2 separate regions of the Homo sapiens genome follow, and region 2 is linked to region 1. Evidence: read pairs that join two places in POLR2A ChIA-PET (ENCODE). Cell type or tissue: PC-9. All regions are shown on one strand. Each heading gives the region's core, and the rest is flanking DNA. Links, peaks and the distances in the headings are about the cores only.

Region 1 (5,380 bases), core at 111-5,110:
TATGATGGCACCACCACTGAACTCCACCCTGTCTCCACCTTCCACCCCCCAAAAAAATGTCTGAGATTTGCTTCACTTAGAGTAAAGGTGTAAATGAAACAAAATTCACCATGGGTTGATACTTCTGCAATTAGGAGAGGCTGCATAGAAGTGTACTGCATATTTTCAGGACTCAAAAAAGCTACTGTTTACCTGGGTTTCATATACACATTGATATTTACCATACTAGAAATTAAAACAAATTTCATATTAATTCATTTAGAAAATTATACAATCATTACATGTTAACAGAAATAAAATTTTTATGAAAATTGTATTTTACACATTGAAAAAACTGTGAGAAAAGTGGCACTGCTTTCCACTTCTGCAAAAGTCTTTAATATCTGGCTTAACGGGAGTCAACACAGTTCTCATAACTCAATTCAATCTGATGCAATATCACATATCATGTAGTATCTGGAAAGCCCCACTGCACATTTGTGAGAAAATGAAGACAATAATGTCTCAGTTTTTACCATGGTACTACTTTTCGCCTTGGAAACTCCCAGGAAGGGACTATGATCTAGGGATCCCTAGATGACAGTTTGAGAACCGCTGTGATGGAGCAAAGTCTATGGCGGTAAATAAGAATTTCCTTGACTTAGCAAGATTTCTACGATCCTCTTTACTCTGGTGAAATCAAAGTCCCAAGTTGACAAAAAGAACATCATGTCACCCCTGAACACCCTCCTGCACACCACACCATCATGAAGAAAGGGTCTCTGTAGTATGGACTGGTCAAAGTACCCTTAGACATTCCCACAGCTAAATTCAGGACAAGCTGTGAATGTTCAAGATGTACTTCTAGACCGCTGATCCCTAATAGGAAATCAATATGCTGGGTCTCTTGACAAGCAATTTTCTTTTAAATTAAATAGGGGGAAAAAAAGGATAGATTACAATATAACACGGAGAGTGAGGCTAAGCTGAAATTGTTTCAGTTGTGTGTGTGCACACACACAGGTAGCCACAAATACTGGGTCTCAATTCGAAAGTTCTTATTGCAAATAAAAGTCAAAATTAACAACAACACAATTCCCTCAGGTACAAGGTACAGATTATAAAAGTCTTTATAAAGAAAGAAAATGGGAAGAAAAACCATGTTTGAAGAGGAAGTAAAGGTGGTGACTAAATTAAGTTAAAAAAATCAAGTTTTGAAATTGTGGTATGGTCCTCATTAAAGAAAAAAAAAGAAATTATAAACACATACGAATACACAGAAAAACTCTAAAAGCATCTCCTCCAGCAAGGGATTTAGGCAGGCTTGAGTGCAACTTATTACTTTATTCCTTTCAGGGCTGTTGAAATTCTTTGACAAAGGGCAGGGAATGCTTTCAGAGTTTAAAACAACAACAACAAAAGACATTCTTTTCTTTTTTTTTTTTTTAATAACAAAACCACCTCTGACCCGTACTTTGCTCCAAACAAATATTAACTCAAAAAGCAGTTGGCGGGAGCGGTGGCTCACACTTGCAATCCCAGCACTGTGAGAGGCCGAGGCAGGAGGATCACACTTGAACTCAGGAGTTTGCAAAGTGCCTGGAAAATAAAGCAAGGCTACAAAACTACCAAAAAAAAAAAAAAACACAAAAATCAGCCAGGCGTGGTGGTGCACGCCTGTAGTACCAGCTACTTGGGAGGCCAAGACAGGAGAACTGCTTGAACCCAGAAGGCGGAGGCGGAGATTGCAGTGAACCTCCAGCCTGGTTCAAAGACTGTCTTTTAAAAAAAAGAAAAAGAAGAAGAAAAAGGAGGGGGGTCATAGTGCTCACCTTGGCAGCTCATATATTAAAACTGGAACATTACACAGAAGATAACACGGCCCCCGTATAAAGATGACATGCAAATTCGTGAAGCTTTTCTTTTTAAAGTGATCACAAGCAAAATGTGGGGGAAAAAATTATAAAACTCCAAGAGGAAACACAAGAGATAATCCTTCCAATCTTAGGTTATACAAAGATTTCCTAGGACACAAAAAGGATGAATGATAATACCTTGGGCTTCATACAAATCAAAAAGGATTTTCTTTTTTTTTTTTCCAGTTTTTTTTTTTCTTTTGAGACAGAGTCTAGCTCTGTCCCCCAGGCTGGAGTGCAGTGGCCCAATCTTGGCTCACTGCAAGCTCTGCCTCCCCGGTTCATGCCATTCTCCTGCCTCAGCCTGAGTAGCTGGGACTACAGGCGCCCGCCACCACGCCCGGCTAATTTTTTGTATTTTTAGTAGAGACAGGGTTTCACCATGTTAGCCAGGATGGTCTCGATCTGCTGACCTTGTGATCCGCCCGCCTCAGCCTCCCAAAATGCTGGGATTACAGGCATGAGCCACCACGCCCAGCCTTTTTTATTTTTTGACAGAATCTTGCTCTGTCACCCAGGCTGGAGTACAGTGGCGCGATCAGCTCACTGCATCTTCTGCCTCCAGGGCTCAAGTGATTCTCACGTGGCCTCCAGAGTAGCTGGGATTACAGGCGCACACCACCACACCCGGCTAATTTTTGTATTTTGAGTAAAGAGAGAATCTCACCATGTTGCGATCTGCCTGCTTCGGCCTCCCAAAGTGCAGGGATTACAGGTGTGAGCCACCACACCCAACAAAAGGAATTTTCTTTGGAAGGCAATGTTAAGAAATGTTACAGGTTGCCTTGTGTCCCCTAAAAAGTCTTATGCTTAAGTCCAAACCCCTAGTACCTCAGTATGTGACTGAATTTGAAGATCTGAAGTAAAAGGACAGCAGTAGGGTGGTCTCTGAGCAATAAAGTTCAAGACAAAAGACGACAAGTTTGCTGTCAAGGGAAAAGCACCAAAGAGAGAAGGCCAAGCCACATATCTATGAAGACGCTAGGCCAAGAGGGCAGGATTTCCCGGTGCTGTAGCACACCCAGGCTGGGCTAGGGTGAGTCACACACACACACCTGGCTCATTCCTGTGATTGTAAGAAAGAAAAGGAAAGAACAAGACACAGCTAATCCTACACAGTTCAGATATGCTTAATGGATAGAGAAGGCAATCAGGGAGAAATGCATTTGGGAAACCAGGCTGTGCCTGCCTGCCTGGCAAGCAAAAGCCCACCACCCACACAGAGCTAAGAGGTTTCGTACCACAGAGTGCAAAAGAAAAACAGCCAGAATGAATGTGTCAGGAAACCTACAACCAGAATGTTGTGAGGAAAAGTAACCTACAGTCCTGGTGTTTGCTACCTTAGCATTTGCTAGAATGAGCCTGCTGCTACGACCAAATTGCATACAGTCCAATCTCAAATGAACCAGATAATTCAGAACAGCTTGGAATTTTTCTCTCTGGTTTAAGAGTATGCTGTTATGTTTATATTATGGTTATGCCTAATATTCTGGAATTTGGAAATCAAGGGGAAAGTTTTATTTTGTTTGAAGACATAATTTGGAAGTGGTTTAGGAAATCAACTATCCCCTCTTCTCTATGCTGAAATCTCCCCTACTGCTACCCCCAGGGTTCACCAACTTCTCATACAAAACATCACCCCCAAAATGAGCTGCTGGCTCCCTAATTTGCTGTTTGGCTAAATGACTTAAAGAGAGAAGTTTTGGGTCAGCCAGTGGCTTAGTGCAAATATTCCCTGGCTCCTGGCTAAAAATATGGCCCAGGTATTTGGGTTTAGTCAAATCCCTGAAATCTAAGCATTTCTCATGTCATTAAAACTCATTAAATCCTTGCAGGGTAGGTAGATGCTACCAGTATCTCCCACTTTGAAGGAAAGGAATCAGAGAAGAATGTTACTTAAAAGCACACACCTAGCCAGTGTATCCAGTGCTTCCTGTACACAGACAAAACACACTGGGTGATAAAACATTTCACAGGAACTTGCAAATCAATAATTGGTCCAGAGAGTGATAATAGTGAATATGGCTTGCGTAGCTAGGACTACAGGAGTGTGTCACCATGCCTGGCAAGTGCCCTCTAACCAAGTCTCAGAATCAGAAGCACAGAAGCCTGTGCACCTTTTCCTCACTCTTACTGCTCCTTGAAAACTAAGCTTCAACAAATGACCCTATGATTCTACATGCCTGTTTGGATATTTGAAATTACAATTATGTGTTTTTCATGCTACCAAACAGGAGCTATGCAGATTTCCCATTCTCCCATTAACCACTAGACACTAAATCTAATACTTCTTCCAGGCCGGGCGCGGTAGCTCATGCCTGTAATTACAGCACTTTGGGAGGCAGGCGAACAACGAAGTCAGGAGTTTGAGGCCAGCCTGGCCAACATGGTGAAACCCCGTCTCTAGTAAAAATACAAAAAATTAGCTGGGCGTAGTGCTGGGCAGTGTAATCCCAGCTACTTGGGAGGCTAAGGCAGGAGAATTGCTTGAACCCGGAAGGCGAAGTTTGCAGTGAGCCGAGATCACACCGCTGCACTCCAACCTGGGCGACAAAGTGAGACTCCATCTCAAAAAAAAAAAAAAAAAAAAAAAAAAACAAGAATTCTTCCAATTATAAAATTAGATTGCTATTCTAACTCACACTCTATTATTGAAGTCTCATATCTTCAAAGAAAGCATTTCTGTTGTTTGTTCTTGTTAACTTACTTAGCCACTGACCCAAAGAAGAGTCAAGCAATTGGCTTGTAAATACGAGGAGAAGCTGAAGGAAATCATGTTTTCTAATGACAAGTTACGAAGTAGATAAACCCCCTGACAGTCAGTCTTTGGTTCTGAATAGAGATCTTGATTTCACTGCCACCCACATTTAAGAAACAGAGCAGAAGTAATAAAAAGCTACAAACCATGTTTCAAGGCCCAATCAAAAAGGTTTACAAAATTGTTAAATATTTCCTGCTCAAACATAATTTGAATTGCAGGTTCCCATTAATGAAATATGTGCCGTAATTAATACTACATGTGAGTTCATTAGTTCATAGTTAGCCTTAGTTACAGAGTGGACAACTCACAACTATTAATAATTTCATGATTTTTCTTTGTGATGTAAAAAAATGACATTCCCTTCATTCCCTTTATCCCCACAAGAAGGTGTATGATTATACTGATTATACTGATATATAGTATATATATCATGGCACAGGGCCAGGTGTTTTGTAATTGATAACACTGAGTAATCAGACTGTTGAATTCTTGCACAGATCTAGTTATTTTCTTCCAAAAATTCTTTTAAGTTCCTGGCATTTTCAATCTGCTCACAACATACTAACTACTGCAAAATACTACTTGTAATAATGAAATCATTCATATGATACACCGCCTCCCATCCCCAAATTTGAATTCTAACATTTCATAAAACTCCCAAACAAGATGAGAAAATGTACCAGCATCACAAAATTACTACAAACTGCAAGTCATACTTCACATG
Region 2 (5,380 bases), core at 112-5,111, 89 kb after region 1:
ACTTTCTCCTGCCTATTTTTTTTTTTTTTTTTTGAGATGGAGTTTCACTCTTGTTGCCCAGGCTAGAGCGCAATGGCTCCAAATCTTGGCTCACCACAACCTCCGCCTCCTGGGTTCAACCGATTCTCCTGCCTCAGCTTCCCAAGTAGCTGGATTACAGCCATGTGCTACCATGCCCGGCTAATTTTGTATTTTTAGTAGAGACGGGGTTTCTCCATTTTGGTCAGCCTGGTCTCGAACTCTCGAACTCTCGACCTCAGGTGATCCGCCCGCCTCAGCCTCCCGAAGTGCTGGGATTACAGGTGTGAACCACCGTGCCCGGCTTCTCCTGCCCTTCTTTCACCTGCCCCAGTGCAAGACACTAATCTGCTTTTCTTTTTTCTTTTTACTTTTTTGAGACAAGGTCTCACTCAGTTGCCCAGGCTGGAGTGTAGTTGTGTAATCATAGCTCCCTGTGGCCTGAAACTCCTGAGTTCAAGCAATCCTCCGGCCTTGGCCTCCCGAAATGCTAGGATTACTGGCATGAGCCACCTCGCCAGGGCTTCCCCCACCCCTCATCTTTCGGATTCTGGGTCTTAAAGGGTCCACCATATATACCCTAGGGGAAGGAATGCTGGATTCATGAAGCTTCCATAAAAATCCAAGAGGGTCCTGGCAAAGTGGCTTACACCTATAATCTCAACACTCCGGTAGACCTAGGCGGGAGGATCGCTTGAGGCCAGGAGTTTGAAACTAGCCCGGGCAACAGAGCAAGACCCAGTCTCTCAAAAAAAAAAAAAAAAAATTAGTCCGGGAGCAGTGGCTTATGCCTGTAATCATAACACTTTGGGAAGCCGAGGAAGGTAGATCACCTGAGGTCAGGAGTTCAAGACCAGCCTGGCCAACACGATGAAACCCCATCTCTACTAAAAATAAAAATACAAAAATTAGCCAGGCATGGTGGCTGGCACTATAATCCCAGCTACTCAGGAAGCTGAGGCAGGAGAATCACTTGAACCTGGGGGACACAGGTTGCAGGGAGCGGAGATTGTGCCATTGCACTCCAGCCTGGGTGACAGAGCGAAAGTCACTCTCAAAAAAAAAAAGAAATTAGCTAGGTGTGGTGGCGAGTACCTGTAGTACCAGCTACTTGGGAGGCTGAGGTAGGAGGATCACTTGAACTCAGAAGGTCAAGGCTGCAGTGCACTGTGATAGTGTCACTGAACTCCAGCCTGGGGGACAGAGAGAGGAGACCTTATCTCAGAAAATTTAAAAAACAAAACAAAACAAGAGGACTGGGTTCAGGGAGCTTCCATATAGCTGACCAAGTGGAGGTTCCTGGAGAGTGGCACACTGGGGAGTGCACGGATGCTCCACCCTCTCCGCCATGCCTTGCCCCACACATTTCTTCATCTGCATCCTTTGTAGTATCCTTTATAATAAGCTAGTAAATGTAAGTAATTGTTTCCCCGAGTTCTGTGAGCCCCTCTAGCAAATTAATCAAACCCAAGAGAGCGTCATGGGAACCCCACCCAACTCAAAGCTGGTTGGTCAGAAGTTCCACAGGCCCGGACTTACAAATGGTGTTGGGGATGAGTCTTGGGGACTGAGCCTTCAACCTGTGGGATCTGAGGCTATCCCCAGGTGGATAGTGTTGGAATTGAATCAAAGGACTCTCAGCTGGTGTCTGCTTCTTGGTGTATAGGGAAAACCTCCATTCATTTGGTCCCAGAAAACTTCTGTGTTGATGATTATTGTGGTGGTATGTGAGTAGGGGAAAAACAGTTTCCAAATTTTTCCCCAAATAATGACTATATTCAAAACATTTACAGCCTGGCACGGTGGCTCATGCCTGCAGTCCCAGCATTTTGGAAGGCCAAGGCAGGCATATCACCTGAGGTCAAGAGTTCGAGACCAGCCTGGCCAACATGGCGAAACTTCGTCTCTACTAAAAACACAAAAATTTGGACGTGCGCTGTGGCTCACGTAATCCCAGCACTTTCGGAGGCTGAGGCGGGCGGATCGTGAGGTCAGGAGATCGAGACCATCCTGGCTAACACGGTGAAACCCCATCTCTACTAAAAATACAAAAAAAAAATTAGCCGGGTGTGGTGGCGGGTGCCTGTAACCCCCGCTGCTCGGGAGGCTGAGGCAGGAGAATCACTTGGACCCGCGAGGCAGAGGTTGAAGTGAGCCCGTGATTGTGCCACTGCACTCCAGCCTGGATGACAGAGTGAGACTCCGTCTCAAAAAAAAAAAAAAAACACACACAAAAAAACAAAAATCAGTCGGGTGTGGTGGTACACACCTTTAGTCCCAGCTACCTGGAAGGCTGAGGCAGCAGAATCACTTGAACCCAGAAGGCAGATGTTGCAGTGAGCTGAGAACATACCATTGTACTCTAGCCTGGGCAACAGACAAAACAAAAAACAAAAAACAAAAACCTCCATCTCAAAAAAAAAAAAAAAGTATTAAACTTAGCCAGGCACAAAGGCACAATAGTCACAGCTACTTGGGAGCTGAGGCAGGAGGACTGATCAGTTGAGTCCAGAACTTTGAGGTTGCAGTGAGCTATGATCGCACCACTGCACTCCAGCCTGGGCAACAGAGCAAGACCCTAGCTCTAAAAAAACAAAAAAAGAAACCTCAAAAGAGACAGCCAGACAGACAGATATAAATAGGACACACATTGGTCACAGTTATGCTTTTGGCACTCTGAGTGTTTGAATTGATATTTTTGAAGGTGAGACCAGGGGCCCAGTTGATAGAGTTTGTATCTCCAAAGCATCCTTTGACCCAAAACAGGTAACCTGGAATTCTCTTATCCTAGAAGGCAAGAAAAACCAGAAGGAAGGAGCCACATTTTTGGAAGTTACTATAGAGCAGATCCTTGGAGATTGGAGATTTCGCAAGTCATGTCAGTATGCCTGGGACTGTCCCAGATTTTCCCAGGCCTCAGATGTAAGGGTCATATTCACATTACTTCTACTCTACATCTCCCCACTTACCCAGCAAAGTACCTGTCCCATAGGAGATAAATGCTTGTTAAATAAGTAAATGGGCCAGACCAGGTGGCTCATGCCTATAATCCCAGCACTTTGGGAGGCCAAGGTGGGAGAATCACTTGAAACCCGGAGTTCAAGACCAGCCTGGGTGCCGGGCGCAGTGGCTCACACCTGTAATCCCAGCACTTTGGGAGTCTGAGGCAGGCAGATCACCTGAGGTCAGGAGTTCTAGAGCAGCCTGACCAACATGGAGAAACCCCGTCTCTACTGAAAATACAAAATTAGCTGGGTGTGGTGGCGCATGCCTGTAATCCCAGCTACTCCGGAGGCTGAGGTAGGAGAATTGATAGAATCCAGGAGGCGGAGGTTGCGGTGAGCTGAGATCGCGCCACTGCACTCCAGCCTGGGCAACAAGAGCAAAATTCTGTCTCAAAAAAAAAAAAAAAAAAAAAAACAAACAAACAAACAAAAAAAACCAGCCTGGGCAATGTAGTGAGGCCCCATGTCTTAAAAAAAAAAAAAAAAAAAAAAGTCCAGGTGCAGTGGCTCATGCCTGTAATCCCAGCACTATGGGGTGCTGAGGTGGGTGGATCATGAGGTCAGGAGTTCAAGACCAGCCTGGCCAAGATGGTGAAACCCCATCTCTACTAAAAATATAAAAATTAGCTGGGCATGGTGGCGGGCACCTGTAATCCCAGCTACTCCAGAGGCTGAGGCAGAGAATTGCTTGAACCTGGGAGGCGGAGGTTGCAGTGAACCGACATCATGCAGCACTGCACTCCAGCCTGGGCAACAGAGTGAGACTACATCTCAAAAAAAATAAATTAAGCAGGCTTGGTGGCTCATGCCTATAGTCCCAGCTATTCACGGAGCTAAGGTGGAAGGATCACCTGAGCCTAGAAAGTCAAGGCTGCAGTGAGCCACAATCATGCCATTACACTCCAGCCTGGATGACAGAGCAAGACCCTGTCTCAAAAAATAAATACATACATACATAAATACATAAATTGACATGTGATACTGCCATTTACCATTTTGTTCAAAAATCATTCTCTGCATCTGAGGTACCCTTTCAAATAGGCCAGCTACCAGCAAGGAGTTGCAATTATTGAGGAAGTGAAAATGGTTAACAAGTGGCATTTAAAATATCTCTATTTGGCTTTCCAGCCAGAACTCTTTGTGTGAACTATCCAAAGCGGATATAAAATACTTTTATGTTAGCCAGGCATGGCAGCATACACCCGTAGTTCTAGCTATTCAGGAGGTTGCACCAGAGGGTCCCTTGAGCCCAAGAGTTCGAATCCAGCCTCAGCAACAGACCCTAAAAAAACAAAAACTTGTTGGCCAGGCACAGTGGCTCACGCCTGTAATCCCAGCGCTTTAGGAGGCCTAGGTGGGCAGATCACGAGGTCAGGAGATGGAGACGATCCTGGCTAACATGGTGAAACCCTGCCTCTCCTAAAGATACAAAAAATTAGCTGGGCATGGTGGCATGCACCTGTAGTCCCAGCTACTCGGGAGGCTGAGGCAAGAGAATCCCTTGAACCCAGGAGGCGGAGGTATCAGTGAACTGAGATCACGCCACTCCACTCCAGCCTGGGTGACATAGTAAGACTCTGTCTCAAAAAAAAAAAAAATTATTTTTTGTAGAAACAGGTCTTGCTATATTGTCCAGGCTGGTCTCGAACTCCTGGGCTCAAACAGTCCTCTCACGTTGGCATCCCAAAGTTGGAGGATGGCAGACCTGAGCCACCATGCCCAGCTTTTCAAACATTTTCAATACAAAATGTGAATCTAAAATTCAAGATGAGGATAGATATATTCAGCTGACAAATGATACCTGTCTTCTGCTGTTGGATTGAATTGTTCCCCCCAAAAATTCGTATGTTGAAGTCATAGTCCCCAGTACCTCAGAATATGACTGACTTTGGAAATAGAGTCTGTAAAGAGGTAATTAAGTTAAAATGAGGTCATATGGGTGAGCTTCAACCTGAGATGACTGGTGTCCTTATAAGAGGAGTCGATTGAGTGCGGTGGCTCACATCTCTAATCTCAATGCTTTGGGAGGCAGACTGGGGAGGATCGCTTGAGCCCAGCAGTTTGAGACCAACCTAGGCAAATAGTGAGACCCCAATCTGTACAAAAAAATTAAAAATTAGCCCCACATGGCCGGGCGCGGTGGCTCATGCCTATAATCCCAGCACTTTGGGAGGCTGAGGCGGGTGGATTGCCTGAGCTCAGGAGTTCAAGACCAGCCTGATCAACATAGAGAAACGCTGTCTCTACTAAAAATACAAAATTAGCCAGATGTGGCAGCAGGTGCCTGTAAGGCAGCAGGTGCTGAGGCAGGAGAATTGCTTGAACCCGGGAGGTGGAGGTTGCTGTGAGCGGAGATT

The links. ChIA-PET counts read pairs that join two places held together with the same protein. Peaks named below come from ENCODE experiments on the same cell type or tissue, not always from the same donor. Only the 100,000 strongest peaks of a DNase experiment are listed, where the experiment ranks them.
Region 2: POLR2A ChIA-PET joins it to region 1 with 9 read pairs; 11 of 35 experiments call an interaction of 5 or more read pairs at or near these places.

The regions. Positions count from the first base shown.
Region 1 is chr6:15,320,896-15,326,275 of GRCh38, reverse strand. The region is part of intron 1 of JARID2 (jumonji and AT-rich interaction domain containing 2); the gene reads right to left. It also overlaps the pseudogene RNU6-645P. Among named protein-coding and RNA genes, the nearest start is that of JARID2-AS1, 75 kb to the right of the region's middle. RefSeq lists an enhancer at 2,808-2,857. In PC-9, for the core only: no CTCF peak of the experiment used is centred there; a DNase peak (open chromatin) is centred at 2,945; H3K27ac peaks cover 2,225 bases.
Region 2 is chr6:15,231,767-15,237,146 of GRCh38, reverse strand. No RefSeq gene overlaps it. Among named protein-coding and RNA genes, the nearest start is that of JARID2-DT, 11 kb to the left of the region's middle. In PC-9, for the core only: no CTCF peak of the experiment used is centred there; no DNase peak of the experiment used is centred there.